6 separate regions of the Homo sapiens genome follow, and all the other regions are linked to region 2. Evidence: chromatin loops called from intact Hi-C (ENCODE). Cell type or tissue: K562. All regions are shown on one strand.

Region 1 (4,000 bases), 120 kb after region 2:
TCAATAAACATAAGAAAAGAAGATAAACTTAACTAGTACTAATAACTAGGAAAATGCAATTTCAAATGTGAGATAGCATGAAAATAAAAAATTTAAAGCTTTATACTGAATGCTGGTAAGGGTGTAGGTTGTCTAGTATTCTACAAGCACTGTTAGGTGCAGCCACTTGAGAGAGCTATTTGACAGAATCAATAAAATAAATGCCTCTTCTTTATAATCTAGCAATTATATCACAATATGTACTGTAGAGAAATGCTTGATCATGTATACAAGGATATACACAGCCACATTGTTTGTAAGAGGGAAAAAGTAGAAACAAACTAAATGTTCTTCACTAGAAAAATGGGTTAACTATGGGTACATCCATTCTCAAGGACAGTATGTGTAGTTAAAAAAAAAATGGGAGAGATGTATAGGAAACAACACGTAGATATCTCCAACATCTATTATTGAATAAAACCAAACACATACGAGAAGTTGTTCAGTGTTACTTTTTATTTAAAATACCTGTGTACACAAAACAACAAAATACTATGATATATATTCTAAGTGAACACACATTTGAATGTGAGTGTTTATCACAAGGTCTGAACAGGTAACACTGTTAAAATTAGTTATTATTTGTAAAACAATTTAAAGCCCATCTGATGTTTTAACTCTTTTTTCAGATAATAAATATATTCTTCAATAAGGTCTTTCCAAAAGTGGCACAAATTATGTTAAAGTAGCCTTTGTTATAGTGTATCTAGATAGGTGAGTGATAGATGAATGACATAAAGCGATAGATATTCCTTGGAAGGTAAGAATAAGCCTCTGTATGTGATTTTCCTACTAATGTCCCTATTCTATTGATAAATGAGATATCATACTATTTCTGGGTTTTAAAATGGCAATTTTGTTAAATTTTTTAAATTACTGAGAAAATACTTTAGAATCAATGTAGTTATGGATACAAGAAATATATGTGGGCGTTTAGGAAGCCAGGACACCCGTAACCTTATTCCAGATGGCCTAATAGTTTACACGCAAGACTATGTTTGAAATGCTACTTTTTATGCACAAGTAGTGAAACTAACAACGTAATAGCAGCTTGTGAACATTTTCATGCTAGTCAAAACCTCAAATGTAAGGAAAAAATGATAAAATGTCCTTTATTTATGTAAAGTACATCAGGCATTCACACTTTAGAAATATTGCTTTTTAAAACGTGGTTCAAAACAGCTCTAATGGATCACCAGGGAAAAGATGATGAAAACAGAGATTCAATTCAACAGGTGTTAATGCTGTGCATTTTTCAGCAGTACTGGTGTTTGCAGCAAGAAATAGAAATTAAACGGATACTTCTAAGTCTTAAGAAGGCTGCACATCCTCTGGTTCTTTCATACTAGTATAACATTGTAAAGTCCATTAAAACTTTAGGAAATAGACGTTGCTAGTATTCAAATAATAACATTTAAGTAAGCAAAAATAATATAGATTTCATTAGGTACTTAAGAAGGTCATTTAAAATGTCACAATAGAAATTATACTTAAAAAATAAGAATATGTGACCTCAGGAAGCTAGGTGAGGTGGTGTGCACCTGTAACCCAAGCTACTCCAGAGGCTGAAGCAGGAGGATCTCGAGCCTGTGTTCAAGCCTGTAGTGTGCTATGATCATACCTATATGCATTCTAGCCTGGACAACATAGTGAGACCCCCATCTTGAAAAAAAATGGAAAAAAAATTAATTGTGACCTCAGGAAATAAGAAAAAGTTCTTAGGAGTATTATTAGAAGGATTTTAGAAAAAAAAACTTTGAGAAATAGCAGAATTTTTTTTTTCTGGAAGGAAATAAAAGTTCTAACTCTGTGAACAAGGACATATAAGAAAGACACAGTGATGAGAATCTAGGTTGAATTTTTCAGTTATTAAGGAAAATAAGTTGAAAAAGTGACCTCTAGTGGGCTCTTAGCTTCACTGATAAAGTAGGCTCTTTTCATGTTTGAATAAATATAAGTTTTTATTATAAATATAAATGGCTAAGGGCATAGAATCTGGATAACATATTTTAAAAACACTCTTAGTAACATAATGTATTTATTTGGATTGCTTTCCAAATTTAAAAATCATTGCTTCAAAAGGATTTCACAAATTATCTTAATATGATCTAATATGTTTAAAATAAGATAAACTGTAAAAACTACTTTTCACACATGGCATGATATTTATTGGTCAAAAATGCATTTCCAATTGGCCTATGACAGATACAAATTAGATTCCTGAGAAATGAGTGATGGAATCTCATCAGCACATGCATTTCTGGGACTGATGTTTCATTTCTTTTGCCTTTCATATAGCTGGTCTGTGGCACACCTCTCCAAGACTGACCAGACAGCACATGCTGGTTTCCCGAATTCTAAAATAAGATTAATCCTCTGCAGCAGTCCAGATCCTCTGCTGCTGAACAAGTGCCATAAACCAGCCCCAGTTGCTTCCTCACTTCAGGATCTTAAAGGAAATCTATTTACAAAGCTCACGTTGAAAACAAGATGTTGATTTATGGCGGTGTAATGAAATAGTAAAAATAGAAGAGATCTTCATTAAGATAAAGATGCAATTTCTCTTAAAAGGCATCATAAATTATGTTTTTTTTAAAGATAGCTGTCTTTTCCAAAGAGTAAAATAAAAAGTAAGATGATATTTATTACAGAAAATGAGAAATATCTTCACAAACTATGTTTTCATTTAAACATAAAAATCCCAAGCAAGTTCTAAAGAGCATGTGGAAATATGCTGAAACATCTTGAACTATCATTTTATTCTCTTCCTAACATAGGAAAATTGTCATAAGGTTAGGGAATTTTTTAGAAGCTGAACTTTATAGATCTTCCCCAACTAAATATTGTCGTTTTATAGTATTAGTGAGGTTTCAGTAACTGTTGAAAACTTCTGCTAGTTCAGCTCCATACTTACTTGGAGAAATATGAATATAAAATGGGGGTGTGTAAGCTTAGTATTACTTTGATTTACTTTTCATACATACTTCAAACTTCATTCAGACAGAGACTGAATCAAACAAGGATTAAAATTTACCCTATTCTCCATGATTTTTTTACTTCACTCTGTTGTAAGACAGAAACTACAAAACCATGAGTTTTTTTGTCATTATTAATAGCTACTTAGATTTTGATTATTCTAGGTCCTTTAGAAAAGAAGAGCTCTGAAAGATTATTTTAAGGGATTAGCTGGTTTTTCTCCAAAGTCATATAGATATTTGAAAATATTTTACATAGAATCATTTTTAGGGCTTTCATAGGATAATATGCCTTTATTCTTTTAGAATACAGATTCCTTAGTGACCATTTGACGACTTGTCTCACTAGTGGATACAACCGCTCAGAATGCATCTTGCATCCTTTAGTAGCCAGCTTATCAGGACCTCCCATGCTGCTCACTCCAAGCATGAGTGAGCAAACAGGTCTGGCTGTGTGCCCTAAAGGCCAGCATTCCTGGGCTCCACCAGACCACCAGGGAAGGGAACTCCTGAGTGCTGAGATTCCAAACGAGTCTGGGGGAATGGGTTTTTACTCAAGATGTTTGGGGAAAATAAGGACTCTATTCTGAGGAGTAGAGGAGCCCATGGTTCACATCCCAAGTTGATTTGTCTTAGTTAATTTTCCACCTACCAGTTTCATGAAAATGAACAAGCTGTATCCCAGGACATCTCCTTTCATAGTTTCCCAACATCTTCTTTACTGCACAGAAAGAACACAGGAAACACCTCTCTTTTTATTCACAAAACAAACAAAAGGGTTTATAGCCCTAAAGTTTAGAAACCGCAAGGCAATGGAAGATTCACAAAGACCTACAGAGGAGGATTATGAAAATAATATATTCAATATATCTAGTGCCTATCAGCCTATCATTTGACTTGGACTTCCATATTTTATCTCTAATCTTTACCACAACCATATATAGTTGTCAATATTCCAGTTTACCGGGAAGAAAACTGAGATTCAG
Region 2 (4,000 bases):
CAGATAATCAGATGAAAGTATAGATAACTCATAACATTTTATATACTTTAGGAAACTTGAATAATCTAGTCCAACTGTTTCATTTTGTAGGTAAAAAATGGAATTTCAAGTTGATTAAAAACACAATATTGCAGAGTTAGAACCAAAAAAAAATCTTGTGACTCTAGCCTCTTCTAACTAAACATGCTACCTCTAATTTACAGTTTACAATTTGTTTCATTCAAATAAATTCAAGAGATCTCTTGTATAACATTGTGACTACAGTTAATAACAATATATTATGTTCTTTTAAAATGTCAAGAAAATAGATTTTTAAGTGTTCTCACCACAAAAAAATGATAATTATGTGAGGTAATACATATGTTAACTTGATTTAGCCATTCCACAATATATATAATTTAAAACATCATGTTGTATATGATAAATATCGACAATTTTGTTAGTTAAAATAAAATGTTTTAAAAGTTGTTCCATTCAAATCAAAGTCAGTTACTGATGATGATGATGTGTGTGAGAGAGAGAGAGAGGAAAAGCACAAGTATCAGCTCACTTAGCATGATCCATGATTTGTGAAACATGCTTGCCATACTACTGAAAGAATGCTGAGGAGTCTACTTGTTTCTGTGTGACCTAAGTGCACAATGAACTTACATCCACAGAAAGTATTTGAGAATGTAGATCTCTAGAAATAATAGCACTTTAAAAGTTGTCACTAATCAATCCAAATATATACATATATATGTAAACATATATATACCTGTCTAATTATCATTATTCAACTAAATCTTCATCTTACTTTTTATGAAAGTACAACAAAAATAAGCTTAATCAATGCCAAATATAAAAGTAAATTTCTTTGTCATTTCCCCAAATATAATTACCACCTTCCATTTTGGAAACCTTTAATGAATTCTGATTGATGGGCTGGGTGTGGTGGCTCACACCTGTAATTCCAGCACTTTGGGAGGCTGAGGCCGGTGGATCACTTGAGGTCAGGAGTTCGAGACCAGCCTGGCCAACATGGTGAAACCCTGTCTCTGCTAAAAATACAAAAATTAGCTGGGTATGGTGGTGCAGACCTGTAATCCCAGAAACTTGGGAGGCTGAGGCAAGAGAATCACTTGAACCTGGGGAGCGGAGGTTGCAGTGAGCCGAGATGGGGCCACTGCACTCTGGCCTGGGCCACAGAGTGAAACTCTATCTCAAAAAAAAAAAAAAAAATTCTGATTGATGAAACACAAATTATTAATTTCACATCTGTAATTAATATTAATGTTTTAGGTCCATACTCACATGAAGAACTGTGCCTTAAAAAATATTAAAACCTTTCTTAATAATACTAGGTTTAAATTTGCCAATCTTCCACATATGCTACAAAGATGATTTTAGTCTATCAAGATGTTTATAGCGTATATTTCATTTTTTGTTTATTTAAACATTCAAAAATTTAGATGTAAACATTGTTTAGCAGCATTACTTTTTCAGTGTCTTGGATGCAAGGCATAAACTGACTTTTATGACTTTAAATATATTATCTGTATAATGTTTTAAAATTTTGCTTTTGAAGCCAGGAGCTATATTGGAAATACCACCTACATTTATTTTTTAAATGTACTGAAGAATAACACTTTTGAAACCTGTAATCCATATTTAAGTGAAATGCCTCTGTAACCAATCTTTGAAGTCCAAAAGTGTCAATCCACTAAAATGCAGTTACCTTGTTGCAGTTCAGAAGTGTGGGGAGCTGGTGGCAGGATGCAAATCCTTCCCAGACTGATGTGGCTTTTCACCACATAGTGGCGCCTGTTCTCTCTGGCCTAAATAGGGATAAGGCATTTCTGGGTCCTGTGGAGAGCACGGCCGACTCTCCAGGTGAGTGTCCATTCAGTGGGCCTATCCGGGAAGTTTGGCTAGGAATATACTGGGACTTTAGGAGCCATCGTCCGCCTCCCAGCTTCCTAGCACTGATGACTTGTTAATTCCTGCGCGTCCGGGTTCTCCCGTGGCACAGGACAAGAACTCCACTCTGTCCCCCACCACCCTGCAGCGGGGGTAGCTGGGGAGGGGATTGGCTGTTGGGCAGAGGAAAGCAACCCATTAGGTCCAGTTTCGCTCCTTTTTTGTGTGTATATTTTTACTATCAAAGTTAGTTGTGATCATCAACTCGATAAACTTGAATCAGGAATATGTCTGCACAACTACCTGTAATGCGTCTCTGTAATTAAAGTACTTTCAGAATCAATTAGTGTGAGGTGGAAGTTCATGAACCCAAACGCCCAATATAACACCAAATACACTAGGTTGGTGTAAAGATGCCATCTTCTGTTCTTTAATATACCAATTGGCAAAGCAGAGAGAAACAGGTGTCTGTCCTAGATCACAGCCGGAGACTTCTCAGCAGACCTCCTTCCTCACAGAGAGCGGCTTTGGAATGGGAGTGGGCTGGGAGGAGGCAGGGGAGGCCAAGAAGCACAAATTCATGGCTCCCCAGTGTGAGTGTGCCCGCGCGTTTCTGCGCTGGGTGACTCTAGGGGCCCAAGTTCTGTCCGGACCGGGGAGCGCGGGGCGGTAAGGACGCGGCAATTCACCTCGCCAGCGGCTTTAGTGTCGCGGTCCCGAAACCGCGGCGCCTGACAGCTGAGCTGTCCAGCGCCAGGGGGCGACCAGCCCACGAAGCGGGAACTCGAGGAGGGACCGAGGGACGCGCGGCGGCGGCTACTCTGCCGCGCTCCGCCCTTACCTCCAGGTAGTACAAGTCCACAGTAGTGATCTGCGAGTCCAGGAAATCTTCATAGGCGTTGAATTGAGTGACAATATTGTCCAAGGCCTTCAGCCCCTCTTCCTGATCCATTGCGGTATCCTCGGCCGAAGCGTCCCTAGCAACGGAAGCAGGAGGGCAGGGTCAGGAGGCTCCACCCACTTCGTTCCTGCCAATCAGTTGAAGCCGGTGTGAGCTTTGGACGTTAATCCCACCCCCCGGCGGTTTGTTGCAGTTTCTGTCTTCTGCCTCACTCCTGTGAAAACTTTCTGGAATTACCCACCCAAGTTCAGGTCGGATACCCATCCACCGACTCAGGCTTCAGTGAACTGTTGAGCAACCAGAGAGGTGCAAACTGCAATCCAAAGTTAAAAAGTATGACACTGCCTACATACTTAGACAAAATATTAGGAATTAGCTCCCAATTGCATTCTAAAACAATGTTATGCAAGACAAAAATACCGAGACATTTTGCAAAAAGACTGTCTCAAAAACAAGTATATCAAATGGTGTTGTGACAACGACAATAATAAAATAATGATTTTGTTAAATTATTTTTAAAGTTATAACAAAGGTAAATTATTGCTAATGTTTGTGTACAAGAAGCAATTTATGAAATTCCCAAAGGAAAGAAACTCAGTCAAAAAAATGTCTTTGCAGACCTTTTTTGGCACCAAGTTCTTGCACTTATTTTACTATTTTAGCACAGTGAAAAATTTTGCTGTGTTGAAGCTGCCCTTTTTAAAGAATAAAATATCTGTGAAATCTTATTAAATAAAGTCTTTCACTAAAGATTTTTTGTTTTCTTCAGAACAGTATTGTGTTTTTAAAATATGAATTTAAAGTAATCCAACACAACAGCTGGCAAAATATGTTCAGAACCAATCTTTGGATTTTAATATTTTACAAACCATCCTTGGGAATTAGCATATAATACAATGCTAAGCCTTTAATTGTTGCTCTGTAAGTACGTTTCTAATTCATCTTGAAGATTTTCACAGATTTGCTAACAAAATTTTAATGAAAACATCTGGTAAGATACTTCATTTCAGTTAGCTTTCCTAATTTAAAAAGTTCATCTTAAAAATTAGGATGTCATGACTTGCAAATTTTAAGTGATATAGACACAATATTTAGGATGCTACTAACTTGTTTTTTTGTTTGTTTAATGAATGTATTCTGACATGTTTTTAAAGATATTTTGGGCCTTATTTTTGAATGCAATTTAATTATTGAATTTGG
Region 3 (4,000 bases), 1.3 Mb after region 2:
ACTATTTTTAAACCTACATCCTAATTACCTTTCAGCCTGTCCTAATTGCCTTTAGGTCAAGGGCACGTGGGCCCTGGCTTGTTTTGAGCACAAATTTAATAGTTAACAGATGCTAGAGGAAGTATGCAGAGAGATCTGTGGAAAAATTGATTCCCATTTGATCCCAGATGGGTTTAAAGACAGCATCCACAGCTATCAACCTATGTTTTAAAGCATCTGCAGCACTGATAGCAGTAACTGCCACAAGAACCATTAAAAAAACAAAACAACTAATGGTTGCATATAATTTTTAAGATAGGGATTATGAGGAAGAACTGTGGGGGAAAATAAACGTAAGACTCATTACTCCTTAAGATGGCAAGGAAGAAAAGTCCTACCCATCGCAGGTATAAATTGTTGTGGACTGATATCAGGTGTCTTCTGTAGGCTTTTTGAAGAACAGCTCTTTACAACTGAATTCTATCTTGAGCTAAGCATTCTCTTAGCAAGGAAAAAGAAAAAGTCAGGTCAAACGATTGATTCCATTTCTGAATTACAGAGGGTTATTGATTTTTCATTAAGGTTCCTGTGCTGCCCTCAAGAGCAGGGAAAGAGAAGGGAAAGTAATTCATTGATCAGAGCGGAGGGCCATGTTCATTTATTGGCTTCCTGCCACATCCCATTATTACCGGTTCTAAATGTATATTGAAGCCAGTTTATTTTCATCATAGCCTCCTGTCATCAGAAGTGTCTCCGAGTAACTATTAGTTTAATCATCCTTTTCTCACAATGGTAATGAGTGATAATATCCAACGTGATCCTGGATTCATAGATATTATTCATTGGATTGCAGCGCTGCCCCTCACAAAGCTCTAGTTAAGGGTCTGCTGATGCTTTCATAGTCTAAAAGACATAATAGCTTGAGAATTTTTAAATACATGTATATATTTGAAATAGAAAAACTGTAGTGCTTTCACCATCGTTTTATTTATTTTTTAAAAAAAAATCCTGAAAGATTCACGTTTGTTAACCTGTCAATTACGATAACTTTAGGCAGTGCAAGAAACCCATCCAAATCAGGTATCATAAGTCTACACCAGGACACTGGAAACCAATCCAGAAAATCATAAAGCATGTCCAGAATAAGTCATGTATTCCACTGAGTACACTAATTTTATTTGTGGAAACAATCTTGAATTAGTTTATGCGTCTTGACTTACATTTGAATTTTTATTTTACATATTAGCAAACTGAGGTCCCAAAAGACTGAATGGTGCAGGATCACCCAACAGAGTGGCACCGTGGGGACCAGGACTCATGTTCCCTGGCTTCCCAGTCACTGTTTGTCCCGCAATACCATTCTAATGATCTGTCATCCAATTTCAGGTGATATTTATAATGCATAAAATGAGAAGCTGATATTGACTTTAATATCAAATCCTGGAAATGCTACTAATGCTTTTTCTTTTTCCCCATCTCCAGATAAAAACTACTGCCTGTTAAGTTCTGCCTCACACCTAGGTAAATTAATCAGCTGCCCACATTGTATAATAAGAGTGCCTACTCTTCTGAGTGGATTTTCCCAACACCCTGTGAGAGGCAGGAAGAATTCTCCCATTTCATAGATAATTTGGCCAAGGCTACATGGGAAATAATTTGCAGAGCCTGGACTCAGATTCAGGCCTTCTCAATGATGAGGGCTTTTTCCACTACCCTACAGCTCCCTCTGGTGCTGAAATTAACAGTGGGAACTATTAAAAATGACTATGAAAAACTATTTTAAAGATGTATCCCAGTAAATTGAGCTAGAAAATACAGTAGAATAAAATATCTTATTCAGAGTAGCAATCTATACAAAATGCCTATGAATAACCATGACAAAAATATGTATGGAACTTATCTGACTAAAAATAGACTACTGAAAAAAATGTAAAATAAGATCTGACTAAATGAAGAAACACAAAATACTTAAATATGTCGATTTTTTCCAATGTAACATTTTGGAAGAAGGTAGATAACATTATTCTAAAATTTCTCTGGATGAAAAATCAACACACACACAAAGATATTTTGGAAAAAAAATTAATGAAGGAGCACTCAGTCTATCAAATATAAAAATGAAATTTAAAACCTCAGTATTTGAAACTAGTCAAGAACCTGTGTAAAAATTAACAATTGGAAAACTATTACCTATTTGAAAAAATTAAATTTATCCAATTTAATTTTGAATGCTCATTTTACAAGGTGCACCAAAATGTATTTTAGATAAAGAGTTAAATATTTTGGGTTTTTTAAATACTATAAAATAGGAAGAAAATAAAGATAAATATTTAACTTATGTAACTGTTTTATCAATATAAAACCAGTAGAAAATGAGAAAAAATAGATTTTACTACATTAAAATTTAAAATGTCTATTCAAAACATCACAAACTACAAAAATTAGAGATGCAAATCACACACACATGCAAAAAATGTTCTATCTCACTAGCATTCAAAAACATTGATTAAAATAACATAAAATTTTTATCTACTGAATTAACAAGATTGTTTTAGATAATAATAATCAAGACTCTAGTGAGACAGATGCTATCATACTTTTGATGGGAGAATAAGTATTTCATTATTTTAAAAAATATGATCTTATGCCCCTGAATTTGTATTTCTAGAAATTTAGCCTAAGGAAATGACCAGAGATGTTTTTAAATATAAATGTGTACAGAAATATTATTTATAAGAGCCCAAGAGGGGAAATAATCTAAGTAAAAATAGAGGTACTCTTTTTTTTTTTTTTTGAGACAGAGTCTCACTCTGTTGCCCAGGCTGGAGTGCAGTGGTGAGATCTCAGCTCACTGCAACCTCTGCCTCCCGGGTTCAAGCGATTCTCCTACCTCAGCCTCGTGAGTAGCTGGGATTACAGGCGCCCCCTACCACACCCAGCTAATTTTTGTATTTTTAGTAGAGACAGGGTTTTGCCATTTGGCCAAGCTGGTCTCGAACTCCTAACCTCAGGTGATCCACCCACCTCGGCCTCCCAAAATGCTGGGATTACAGGCGTGAGCCACTGCGCCTGGCCAAAATAGAGGGATTTTTAAATCGGACACAACCATATGATAAAGTAACACAAAAACATAAAAATCATGTTTGTCTGAACTTTTATTTAGGTTTGGGGATGCACATGCAGGTATATTATATAGGTAAATTGTGTGTCATGGGAGCTGGGTGTACAGATTATTTTGGCACCCAGGTAATAAGCATAGTACCAAATAGGTAGTTTTTCAATCCTCACACTCCTCACTCTCTCCAACCTTAAGCAGGCCCCGGTGTCTGTTCTTTGTGTCCATATGTACTCAATGTTTAGCTCCCACTTATAAGTGGGAACATGCAGTATTTTGTTTTCTGTTCTTGTGTTAGTTTGCTTAGGATAATGGCCCCCAGCTCCATCCATGTTGCTGCAAAAGACATGTTCTCATTCTTTTTTATGGCTGCACAGTATTCCATGGTGTGTATATAACACATTTTCTTTATCCAGTCTACCATTGATGGGCATTTAGGTTAATTCTATGTTTTTACTATTGTGAATAATGCTGTAATGAACATATGCATGCATGTGTTTCCATGGCAGAACAATTTATATTCCTTTGGGTATATATTCAGCAATGGGATTACTGTGTCAAATGGTAATTCTGTTTTGAGTTCTTTGAGAAATCACTAAACTGCTTTCCACAATGGCTGAGCTAATTTACATTCCTACCAACAGTATATAAGCATACATTGTTCTCAGCAACCTTGCCAGAATCTGTTGTTTTTTGACTTTTAATAATAGCCACTCTGACTGGTGTGAGATGGCATCTCATTGTGGTTTTGATTTGCATTTCTCTAATGATTAGTGATGTTGAGCATAAAAATCATATTTTGAAGGAAATTTAATAATGTGGGGAAATGCTCATTCATAAAAAGAGAGAGAGAGAGAGAGAAACATTGTGGGACCAAAGTTATAAAGACTGAAATAGCAATGGGAA
Region 4 (4,000 bases), 70 kb after region 2:
CAGGTCTTCCGCATTAGGCCCCCTTAACCCACCGGAGGAGGCTAGCCAGCCTACCGCCTTACCCACTTGCGCGCCTCCGACCCCCCTCTGGAGACTGCTGGCTGCCAAATCTTCAGACCGCCGGTGGTGTCCACGCTCCTCTGGAGCCTGTGTAAGAAGGAGCCCAATGGCCCGTGGAGTCTTTGGTCTGAGATGGAGCAAGTTAGGAACATCTAGGAGCAACCAGGCTGACACTGAAACCAGGTGACTGTGAGCGCTGCTGTCTCCTGGCTACATTTCCGGTCTCCCTGGGTACCTGACAGGCCCTGGCTGGGGCTCTGCCTGGTGGACCAACCCGCGCTGGAAGAGCGATCTGGCCCTACTGAGCAAAAGCCCCACAGAGATCTCCCCACTCCTACTCACAGCCCCAAACCGTCCCTGCCCCCAGCTGCCTAGAGGCAGTGAAGAGAAACCAGAGGAGTGGCTGCGATGGTCTGGAAACATAGATGGGGTGGAAGGGAAGAGGAGATGAGAAAGGAAAAAAGAGAGCGTGCTGAAAGAAAAAACTCAGAGGGAAAATTTAAAACTTTGTTTATAAAAAGTCCTACAAAATCTGCACCCCTACCAAATTTAACCTCTGCGTTTCTTCTAAAATAAGGAACTTTCCCCTAACTGTTCTTGGGGACCAAAGGCTGGCCACTCTCCTAATACGGTGTAGTCATGGTCTCAAGATACTAAACATTGTTAAATCCAACTCTGGAGTTAGTAATTTCAATGTTTATCATGTCTCCCTCTCTAAACGCGTCCAGTTTTCTAGAGCACAATCTTCTTCCAAGCAGGAATGTCTGTCTGGTGTCCCCTAGTTATCTATCTGTCTGTCTATCTATCTGTGTATCTATCTATCTATCTATCTATCTACCTATGTGTATACATTGTATACATAGACTTATATACATATATACATATACATATACAATATTAATTTGAGGTTTATGGTAGCGGATGGAAGAGGGAAGTATTTGGGATTTGATTCTTCTTTTCAAAAAATAACTTCAGTTATGGATAGGGAGAAGGGCTGCCTTTGATGCCTAATGAAAAATGCCAGGCTAGTTCATAAGCAGAAGGTAAACAAATTGAGTGAGAAGAAATGAGTTTTTTGTTCTCTCCTGTCATGGCTGGGGACTCGTCTTTGAGGCTAGAGCAAACTGAAAACAAGGTACCCGTCTGGGCACCAGCCTCTAGGTAACATACACCTGAGAAATCGCAATTCCTCATGCCCAGGAGAGGGGTGCGTGTGCGCACGCCATATAGATGCATCTCCACCCAACCCGCCCGGCTGTTTCTGAGTATCAGCTTGGTCCCAGTGGCCTGGGCTCAGGAAGGTGAGCCTGTGTCCCGGCGAATACCTGCTGTCCCTCCCGAATCTTCCGCGGCCGCCTAGGACGGGTTTTGTAGGAGAGCGAGTAACTTACTTAACATATTGGCTTCGTGGGATCCATTGACTTTGCCATCCGGGTAGATCTGCAGATGGAAACCGATGCCCACTCTGCAGTAGAGGCTGCCGGTCCGGCGCCCCGAGGGGCTCCACTGGAAACTGCTCTGCTCCAAGCCACTTCCTTGGCTGCCCAGAGAAGCTGCGGGGGAGGAGGAGGCAGAAGAGGAAGACATAGCGCTACTGCTGCTCTGTCTGCTGCTGGAGCCTCTAGGGTTCCTATCAGTGGCAGCGGGTCCGGGTTGCCCTTTGGGGGCGAGACGCTTCTCCCCGTGAGCCCAGGCGCTGAGGATCAGGTGGCTGAAGAAGAGGAGGAGGAGGAAGGACAAGCTCATTCTTCCAGCCGCGGGGGTCCTAAGTGCATCTTGTAGGGCTGATTCTGGGCTCTGTAGCCCCTGTGCGGCTGCGTGCCTCTGGCTCTGCCCGCCTCGCCGCACCGGGTGGACATAGCCTCGGGGAAGAGAAGGGGAGAGGGGAAGAGAGAGGCCACCCGAGCGGATCTCCGCGCTGGCACCGGGATATTTATAACGCCAGTGATCTCACTGCTCCGTGCACGCCTGCGAAGCTTCCCCTCACCCGCGGCTTTGTGTACTCACTGGCCGGTGCGGGGAGGGAGCCTCGCGGTCCCGGGGGCGGGGGATGTGAAGGAGGGAGGAGATCCGAGCGAGTGAGTGGGAGGAGAAGCTGGGCTGAGAGAACCTGCGCCCCGGACGCTGGGTGCGCCCATACCAGGGCCACGCATCCCAGCAGTTCTCTCGCGTCGCGCGGCCACCCGGATTCCCCGACTAGGACCAGAGCCGCGTGGAAACGAGCTCGGCGTTAGCAGCTGAGTCCTCCAGGGGCAGCGATAGAAACGGAGGGTTGAAATGTGGAAATGGGTCCTTGTCCTCTCCCACCTCTACAGCACACTTGTGACTGGGCAACGCACTCTTGCCCCCCAGGACACGATTTCCAGGTTCTCCTCTCTTTGCCCTGTAAACCCTGCTATCTCGTCCTCTCTCTGGGAGCCCTTGGAGAAATGCGTCCCACCAGGAGATCCCACTGCTTCTACGTCTTTCGGCGTTGGAAAACCAAACAGGGATTCGCAGCCCAACTTGGGAAGCCTTTGGTGTGGCGCGGTTCGGGGAGAAGGCTGTTTTTGCTGTTATTAGCGATTTATTAAAGAGCTAAGGAATGGGTTTATTCAGCGTTTAAAACGCCACCCTGAGTCATCATGCCACGACTGGAGCTGCTTTCTTGTTGGAAACTCTCGGCTGCGCTGAACATTATGACGAATTTGTTTTTCCTTCTGGGAAGCTCTCCGTCTGTATTCGTGAGAGTGAGGGCACACGCACCCCCGCGCTCCGACCGGGGAAAGAGAGGCAGCGGCTGGACACCAGCACATGTAACTGACCGCCCAGTTGTCCTCTTTCGCCCCAGGATCCCCGTGGCAGGAAGGGTTAGCTAACTGCTCGCTTTAGCTTACCCAGACCTGCCATTGACTGAGGGACCGACCTCAGTGAATGATTAATGACGTGCGCGCTGGATTTCAACCTCAGGAAACCCGAGAAGGGAAAATTTCCTTGAGAACAGAGAATTTCCCTGTACGGGCAACGTCCCCAGACTGTTATTTATCTGGGAAATACACCTGACTTGCATGCTTGGAATGTTTCTGTCTAAAAACATATTTGAAACTTTAAACTAAGCTATGATACATTATTCATTGGTTATTTTAATGAAACGGCCCGTGCTATTGACTGATAAGGTCAATTCAGATGAACCAAGGTTGAAGCTAAGAAACGGCCTTACCCATTATTGAGTACCTACTTAAGGTTTTCCATCTCAATAATGAAACGCATATAAAACAATGCAGATTTTTCAGGTTTGGAATCTTCCACCGCCAGAGTAACATCAAAGTACTTGTAAAACAGAAGGTTACCTGGAAAGTGTAGTAAAACCACTGTGATAAAGAAAGAGGACATCACACATAGATGTGCATAACATGGGCACACTACATGAGATACTGTCCAGAGCTGAACACACCCCCTGTCCACTGTTCTAGGCTCAAGTTATATACTTCTCCCTTAACTAGGGTGGGTAGGCAGATCCTTACAAGGCAACCCTAAAAGTAGACATTGAGAACAGTCACAGTATCTCTCAGAATGGTCTACTTGACTGAAATCACCTTCTTCTGGGGAGGATGATTGTAGGATGGTTCTGAACCTGGGTGCTGTTCCTTCTTCAGGCAATGCCCTGAGGTCTGTGGCAAAGCTGTCAGGGTTTAAGCCACATTGATGCTGCTGAATGCCATTTGTAAGTTCCCCCATGCCACGCAAATACACAGCCCATTCCTCAAGTGACGAAGATTCTCCAAAGCAAATCCAGCTGCTTGTTTCTCCCTTTCCTTTTCCCAAGGAGTCTGCTGAAAGAGGAGGAGAGTGGTTCCTGCCCCAGCTGCACTATCAGCCCCCTGTCTAAACCCAGGAGGTCAAGAGGACTCTGGAGTCCAGTTTCTGGAGCTGTTATCAGCCTCTTGTCTTTGCTCCCTTC
Region 5 (4,000 bases), 420 kb after region 2:
ATATGTTATGAATTCAATATGTTATTATTTATTCCTTTAAGTAATAGTGTCATAAAAATTTATTTTCTTTATTTATATTACTTGTGTATTTAGTCACATATTTACTATTCTGTTTCTCTATTTCTTCCTGCAAACCTGAGCTTCCATCCCCAGTGTCTTTTTTCTTCTGTCTCAAGAACTTTTCGCACTTGTTAAAAGCTATTGTGGATAAATGATCTCATATTTTGTTTGTCTGAGAATGTCTTTAGTTTTAAAGGGTATTTTCTCTGAATGGAGACATCTTAATTGATATTTTTCCCCATTTACTATTTTAGAGTGTTCCATAGCCTCGTGTCCTTCATTGTTTTTTAATAAAAAGTCAACTGTCGTGCTTATCACCATTCCCTCTTTATATCTCATTGTGGGGCAGGGTAAGGGGAAAGAGTTATGCTTTCATGACATTCTTGGTTTTCAGAAGTTTAACTCTATATTCCCTGGGTTTCTATGTATTTATCCTTCTCATGGTTAACTGAGTTTCTTTGATCTGTAAGTTTGTGTCTTCTATCAATTCTAGGAAGTTCTGAGCATTTATTTTTCAAGTAGTTTTTTAGCCCCATTTTTTGTCCTCTCCTTATGGGACACTTATTACTTATATGACAAACCATTGGATATTGTCTCATAGGGCTCAGATTCTCCTTAGTTATTTTCTTCTTTATTTTTTAATTTGAACAATATCTATTCTCCTACCTTCAAATTCAGTGAGTGTTTCTTCTGCTGTGTCCGTTCTACTTTAACACCAATCAAATACATTTTTTATTTCGGATATTGTATATTTTCTCTTTAGTTTTGGTATCCTATTATTACAGTTTCTTATTTATAGTTTCCATCTCTTCTGATGTTCCCAGTATCTTTATGCATGTTACCTGCCTTTTTTGCCAGATCTTTTATTATTTTTATCATAGCTATTTGAAGTCCATGTCTATTAACTGCAACATCTAAACCACCTGTAGATTTGCCTATATTATCTGTGTTTTCATTGATTATGAGTCATACTTTTATGCTTCTTTGTGTGTACCATAATTTGTAATTTTATACTAGATATTGGGAATTAAAAAAGAGACTCGTCTGGTAACGTTTACCCTTAGAAAAGCACATACCACTTCCTTTGTCCTGTTGCTAATCTGTAGTTAAGTTTTACTCTTACTTATTTTTAGTTCACTAGTAGCTTTCATGAATTTGAGGATAGGATTAAGGATTTGCCTTCAGTAGAGAGTTATCTCTATCTCTCTTGCTTTTTCCATTACAGTTCATCAGCAAGCTTGTAAAGTTGCAGCGGAGGTCTCTTTTGTCTCTAACTGCCACAGTCCCCTTAACTGGCCAAACTTTCTGTACCTTGGGAGACCCACTTTCAAACTGATTTTCTGCCTGCAGACTTGGACTGGCCAATGACTTGCAATCTGAGAGGGCCCCATGAGTTTTGGTGGGATACTTCTCAGTTCTGCTTCCAGGTTTCAGCAGGCTGCCACCTTGTGGTTGGGGAAGGCTCTGGGTCCCTCAGGGCTATTTTTTTTTCTTTCCTCTTGCCATGTCCCAAACCTTCAGTGGGCTGCTTCTATTCCCTTTGAGAAGGCTCCATGTGCCTTTGGAGGAGGAAATATTTCTCTACCCTCTTGCCTTTCTCCCAGCCTTCAGTTGACTACTTCTTGGCTCTCAAAGAAAGCCTCAGATACTGTGGTAGGACCTCTCCACACCAGCTTTCCTGCCATGTTCTATGCTTTTGGCAGGCCTCCGCCTTGCACTTAGTGAAGTTTATTTTAATTTGTTGGGATTTCTTTTTATTGTGTAACTGTTTTTCAAAAGTCAAACATTTACATGTTTGTATTTAATAGCATATAACAAGATATATTGAAATTTATCTCATTTACATTCTTATTCAGTCTACTCTGTACCTCTCACCTGTTGCTAACCAATTTTATTTTCAAACGAATTATTTTTTTCTTTCCCTTTAAAAATTAAGCATATGTTAATGCCAGTGTATCTTTCTTTTTTGTAATATAAAAGATGCTATAGTGTGTATACTATATGCTCCTTCATTTTAACCCCCTTCATAAATCCTGTTCATCACTCCACAATGGTGTATAGAAATTTTCCTCATTCTTTCTAACAGATGTATATTATTTATAGCATTCCATTTTCTATCTGTATCTTAATTTATTCGACTTTTCTCTTCCTGGTGGACATTTGGATCATTTTCAATTTCTTGTTAACACCAGTAATGCTACAATATTCATAAATTGCTTTCTGTTTTTTTATTGCTTTAAGGTCATATTATGAGAAATTTTTTTACTATTGATTTAAGATCTATGAAATGATCTGTATTCTAATTGAGATTAGAAAGCAGAAAACAATTTCTACATTATCTACTATGTGCCTCACAAAATAAATGTTAAGCAACTAAAAAGGTATATAGAATTCTGTCCTGATTATATCTATATCTATTTATTAATACCTTTGGGGCATCTACCTCCCATTTTGACTTATTAGGAAGCACAAAAGAAGGTATTTCCAACAAAGATTTTTATAGATATCTATATCTACATCTAGATATGTATCTTACTTGGAATTAATAATTTAGAAGCATCTATTTCATCTTATGAGGTGTGGTTTAGGTGTACCATTAACTGCCAACTGTATGCCTGAATTTCAACAAATATTTAAAAATGGGTATTTGCAAAATAAATATTAACCATATGTATAGAGTCACTGAAATTTTGCAGGTGCCATGACAGATTAAAGATACTGAATAAAAAACATTTAAAGGTAAATTTTTCAGCCAAACTCAGAACTTCTCTTCATGACATCTACTGAATATCCATATGGTGCGTGGTCTCTACTGTAAAATTGGACATTTATAGGTTGAGCTTCCATTAGAAAAGAGTATGTGGAATTTATATTTCAGCTCAAAATTTTGCAGTTTTATTTAGAGCAAAAGATAGCACAGATTCTTTATGTATATATATATATATAGAGAGAGAGAGAGAGAGAGAGAGAGAGAGAGAGGGAGAGAGACAGAGACAGAGACAGAGACAGAGAGAGAAAGATGTGATACTACATGCCTTTTCTTCAGTTCTGTATCTCCATTTGCTACAGAAAATCTCTACTCAAAATGGCTATTGTGTTCTCAAGTCTCTCCTTATATCAGTGATTTCCTGGACCTCTTGATTTGTCTCTGTGTCTATGCGTGTGGATGCTTTGTATACAATTTTAAATTTGAAACACTCTTTACTGTCGTACACAACATGAAGGTTTAGTAACCTTTTTTTAGAAGTGATTTATAAATAAATCAGCTAACTGTGTTTGAAAAGTCTAAACTAAAGTGCAGTTGTTTGCTTCAGCTTGTCAATGGATATTTATGAGGTGAGCATAATACTATAACAGTTATAGCAGTGAAATACATCCTGTGCAGATAGCTAGTAAAGGAGCTCACAAGCGTTAATGCCAGTGGAATTTTAATGCTCAAGAGATGGGAGACATGACACTTGCTCTGGTTAATGCTGCTATTACCGGCCATGGTGAAAATGAGACAGTGAAGTCAGTTTTAAATATTGCAGTGGAGTTGGGGTCTCTATACCTAGGCAACAGCAAATATGTCAGTTCCTACTGTTGTCATATTTTCACCTCTTGGTTTATTTAACTGCAGAGTAGTAATGTAATATCAGACATTTTTCTTCAGGGCATCTCCATTCCCTTCTTACTTATTATGAGGCTCATGAGAAGGTTTTGCTAGCAACAATTTCTGGGAAAATGTCAATAAGCTTCCCACTCTAAGATATACTAATCATTGCCTGAAAATTATTTGAGTGAAGTTAAAGATTCCGATTGTGAGTTTAGCCTTTATTATGACCAGACTTTTGTTTCTGTCATATCCTTGGTACATTCTGTATCTTCTTATACAGAAGAAAAGTGTGTAATAGAATAAAGTTTCCACACAGAGCTGTGCTCTTTGTGATGAATTGAAACT
Region 6 (4,000 bases), 1.4 Mb after region 2:
AAAATCAGAAGACTTCGGTTCTAAAAAATCAGTGCTGCCATTCACCAATCATGAAATAAATGGCCATTAATATTGGTGGTGGTTGTGGTGCTAGTTCTGGCTCTGGTGCTGGTTGTGGTTGCTGTTACACTGGTCATGGTTCCATCCATTGATTCCAAAGGATACCCTAAACTTTCCCAAGTCTCCTCTTCTGAAAGTCGGCCTCTTTCATGTATATTGTGTGCCAGCATTGCCCCCTACCAACGATATGTTGCGTTACAGCCTGCTCAAAAAGATTGTTTTTCCACCTGTTCCTGCTGAGGCATGACTCCTCTAAACCTGAACGGCCCCGATTTCTAGTCTGGCATCCACCTCTAAATAGCTGCAGCACCTAGGACAAGCCCTCTAACTAACTCTCTGCTTGTGAGAACGTTCCAGGCACATATGTAAAAGTGAGGCTGCCTTTTCTCCTGTACTGCCTGAGGTAACATAGAGTGATTCGTGGGTAGCTTCTTGAATTTTATTTCAGCAAACATTTAGCAAGTGCTATTACGTGCTACATACTGTGCTAAGAGCTGGAGGTATGAACATGAATGAAATATGGCCCCTATCCTTAGTGTCCACGGTGTCTCAAGTTTGTATATGGAAATAACATTTTGTTTGTATATGGAAAAGAACATTTTCTTTCACAAGTTCATTTGTTCATGTTAACAGACGAAAAAGCCATGGGTGTATGCTCAAGGAGCTCACTTATTAACATTTGGTTTATAATTTTATACAAGAACAGAAGTGAAAGGTGTTTTTTTTAATCTTTGAGTGAGTCAATACACATCTACTGAGCATTTACTATTTACAAGGCCCTAGGCTTAATACCAGGGATTCAAATAAGATGGGAACTACTTCCAAGATGATAGGAAACAAGTTACGGAGCAGTGCAGTAACTGCTCTGACTGTTCAACCACCTCTTCCAGGAGGATTCGAGGAATTCTCCTCTGAGGAAGGACACTGGATCAGATCTTAAACAATCATTGCTTGCTAGTACGAAGGAAAAGAGGGTGGCCAGAAGAGACCAGACAGATGTGGGTAGGAGGAGGACAAAGTTACACAAGAGATCCTGACTGCGCCAGCCCTTAATCCAGAAGAAAGAAGCGTGCTGGAATTTAGAGTTCCCTTAAGCAAGCAGTGGAGACCTTATTAAAAAGCACTAAACTTAGGGGGATTCTCAGATCATCTTTACTGAATAAAGACTCTGGGGATAAGCTTTAATTAATTGAGAATAAAAAGAGTGGGAGATCACTAACGATATCCCCAAGTGGAAAAGGATAGTAGTTGGAGGCCAGTACTAAAATCAGACTTTTAATTTGTGCTCAGGGAACTGCTAGCTCCTGAAAGCACTGTTTTCTCATGGTTCTGAAGCTTTAGTGAGGGCAAGAATGACAGTTTCTTTTAAATCCTTCATAGTCTGGTTATGCAGCTGGGAAGAAAGGCAGGTCTAAGATTTTGTTTTATTTTTGTTGTTCTTAACATACATCCTAGTGATTCACAAGCAGATGATCAATAGATCATACTCTAAGAAGCAGTGCCTTATAGCGCTATACACAGGCATCTGATAAAATAGGTAATACCAATTCCAGAGCTCTGAGCTATATAATTCTAAATGTTTCACATGTGTGCCAGACAACTAGATGCTATCACTGGAGGTGACATATTGACTTGCCGGAGCCACATAAGAGCTAAAAATGTTTTACACATTTGCCCAGAAGCATAAAGAAAGCTATGCAAGCACAAAACAGTGTCTTTGTAAATACCGTGGAATAGTAATAACGAAATTGCTATTTCTGGGCATGTTGTTAATTCTGCTTTACCCATCTATACCTGCAGGTTTCCGAAGGCCTGTACTCAGCGCTAGCTGTGGCCACACTGTGGAAGGAAAAGCTGAGTCCCAGCTGGACCAGGTGAGCCTGATGAACAGTGGCCCACCCAGGAACCAGTCAGATTTCACCAGCTATTCATCTCGACAGGCTCAATCACCCTGGGCCCTCCAAAAGAGGAAAGATGAGCCAGAGATTAGGTAGAGAGGGAAGTTCAAAGTGAAGCATAGGGGAGGGGAAGAGCTATTTATCCATCTTCTGAGCTGAAGCTTGCCTGTCAAAAAACATTCTTTGTTTAGTTTTCCTGAGGAAAATAGAACAGCAAATTATGTTCCGTTATGATAAAGATAAAGACAAAGCTGCAAAGCCATTGAAAAATTTTGTGAACTTAAGTTTCGTATTTTAAAAACTCTTTAAATTTCTAATGGGCTGGATTATTCATATTTAGGAATTTCAAATCATATATAGATAATTTTTTTTTTAATCATAGTGTACCAACCTTAAAATCACTCATTTCTCATCCCTATCTCAGTGTAAGGCTCAAGTCCAGAGCGCAAGAGGTGACAATTCTGCAGGAGAAGAGTGCCATCTGCAGGAGGACTGTATAATAACTGACAAAATCCTCAGAGTTAATAAAAATGAGACAATTCATTAGTGGAGATTCCACACTCAGCAAGTTGTCTGGCATACAGTAAACTCAATAAATTATTATTGTTATTTGCATGGTAGTAATTATGGCAATATATAATTTTGCATTGCATCTCTTGAAATTGAAAAACAAAAACAAATCAAAAGCCCAAGGAAGAAAGAACCAGAGGCTATTCAGATTATTCAGATCATTCTCCTGGTTTTCATAGGAACCCCTCCAGATATGTAAGAATCTATACCATTTTTAAAGATCTTACAGAAGGAAATTCCACAGCCTCTTATATTCATACCCATGGCTCTACAAGCTTCAGCAGGGCCAGGGCCAGGAAAACTTTGTTACATAAATTTACTTTGGAATGCTCTCCTTCCGCCCCTTTCAGAATCGATACCAGCCCTCATTTTAGAACATACGTTCTTTCATCTGTTCAATAAATATTTTTTTGTGCACCTGCTATGTCCCAGGTGCTGTGATATTTAACCTGCATACAATGGTGAACCCACCATATTTCCTGTCTTTCAAAAGTTTACAGCCAGTTGATCCTCTAAGACTCCAGGATGCTCCTGCTTCCTTTTCCCTGTCTCCCACCTCCTTTTTCAGCTCCTCCTTCCTTCTTCCTTATAAATACTTCATGCTAGGAACTTCCCACAATCCCCCTTACTCTCAACAAAACTAAACTGCCTGTGCTTTATTTTCTCAGGGTTCTAACCTAGGTAGTGACTAGCTAATCTGGTAAATGATTTCACGACAAATGCTAATTGATCTCATCACCAAAGTAATTTGAACACTTTTTCATGAGGTATTTCTGAAGACACAACAATCATTTAGGTCTCTGTGTTGGACTAATGGAGATGATCTTCTGAGTTAGGCAGGGCCTTGTGGTGTATGTGGTACCTGGTACTCCAAAGAGCAGAGCCAACCTTGATTTTTTTGGTTTTACGCCATTATTTCAACCTATTTCTCAATTTGCCACAATAGAGTTAAAGAATTCTATTGAAGATGTACCCAATCATCTTTTACTATAGAGTAGCTCCTTTAAATTCTTGATAAATGTCTCTTCTCATTCTTTTCTCTGATACAAACAGGCTCCCAATAATAATTCAAAACACCACTGAAAAATGAAACATTATGTTAACTTGCATTTTTCATCTTTTATGCATATTTTCCTAAATTTTACACTGCAAATAGATGATGAAGCCACCACTGAACTTCCTCAATTTTATAAGTTCAAATCAGATATGAGATTATTGCAAGCTACTACTCCTGTCTGTTATAAGAGGTGATTTCTACTATTAGTGGTTCCTGATGCATTTTCTTAACCATTCTGCAAGATGGTGTTTGTTTAATTCTGGGCTCTGCAAATGGTGGTCCTGTTTCTGACAGCATTTATTAAAAATAAAAATACATCAGCCCAAATTAAGAAAAAATCCCTTCATTTTCTTGAACTGGAGTGTATATATTCATACCGAAGAAAATATAAGAAAACAAGTAATAAGAAGATAGG

The links. Hi-C counts contacts between places; a loop is a spot of excess contacts. Peaks named below come from ENCODE experiments on the same cell type or tissue, not always from the same donor. Only the 100,000 strongest peaks of a DNase experiment are listed, where the experiment ranks them.
Region 1: it touches region 2 in a loop (9-fold over the local background); 18 of 110 quality-filtered maps call a loop at or near these places.
Region 3: a loop joins it to region 2, with 5 times the contacts of the local background. A loop is called at or near these places in 3 of 110 quality-filtered maps.
Region 4: a loop joins it to region 2, with 2.3 times the contacts of the local background. A loop is called at or near these places in 9 of 110 quality-filtered maps.
Region 5: a loop joins it to region 2, with 3 times the contacts of the local background. A loop is called at or near these places in 3 of 110 quality-filtered maps.
Region 6: a loop joins it to region 2, with 10 times the contacts of the local background. A loop is called at or near these places in 31 of 110 quality-filtered maps.

Annotation. Positions count from the first base shown.
Region 1 is chr4:80,219,289-80,223,288 of GRCh38, reverse strand. No RefSeq gene overlaps it. Among named protein-coding and RNA genes, the nearest start is that of PRDM8, 24 kb to the right of the region's middle. In K562, a CTCF peak has its summit at 1,957 (motif pointing left); a DNase peak (open chromatin) is centred at 3,418.
Region 2 is chr4:80,334,620-80,338,619 of GRCh38, reverse strand. CFAP299 (cilia and flagella associated protein 299) reads right to left here and starts at 2,890. Exons shown (of 6, transcript NM_152770.3): 1 at 2,741-2,890. The coding sequence starts at 2,851. RefSeq lists an enhancer at 2,749-2,898. In K562, CTCF peaks have their summits at 1,794 and 2,659 (motif pointing right); DNase peaks (open chromatin) are centred at 1,809 and 2,909; H3K4me3 peaks cover 1,410 bases.
Region 3 is chr4:79,039,976-79,043,975 of GRCh38, reverse strand. The region is part of intron 2 of LINC01088 (long intergenic non-protein coding RNA 1088); the gene reads right to left. Among named protein-coding and RNA genes, the nearest start is that of LINC01088, 70 kb to the right of the region's middle. In K562, a CTCF peak has its summit at 1,700 (motif pointing left); a DNase peak (open chromatin) is centred at 1,675.
Region 4 is chr4:80,264,631-80,268,630 of GRCh38, reverse strand. FGF5 (fibroblast growth factor 5) reads right to left here and starts at 1,967. Exons shown (of 3, transcript NM_004464.4): 1 at 1,452-1,967. The coding sequence starts at 1,806. RefSeq lists an enhancer at 1,741-2,272. In K562, no CTCF peak of the experiment used is centred here; DNase peaks (open chromatin) are centred at 1,650, 2,120 and 2,910; H3K4me3 peaks cover 1,862 bases.
Region 5 is chr4:79,914,869-79,918,868 of GRCh38, reverse strand. The region is part of intron 16 of ANTXR2 (ANTXR cell adhesion molecule 2); the gene reads left to right. Among named protein-coding and RNA genes, the nearest start is that of PCAT4, 89 kb to the right of the region's middle. In K562, a CTCF peak has its summit at 1,507 (motif pointing left); a DNase peak (open chromatin) is centred at 1,498.
Region 6 is chr4:78,950,499-78,954,498 of GRCh38, reverse strand. No RefSeq gene overlaps it. Among named protein-coding and RNA genes, the nearest start is that of PAQR3, 13 kb to the right of the region's middle. In K562, CTCF peaks have their summits at 237 and 2,437 (motif pointing left); DNase peaks (open chromatin) are centred at 248 and 2,418.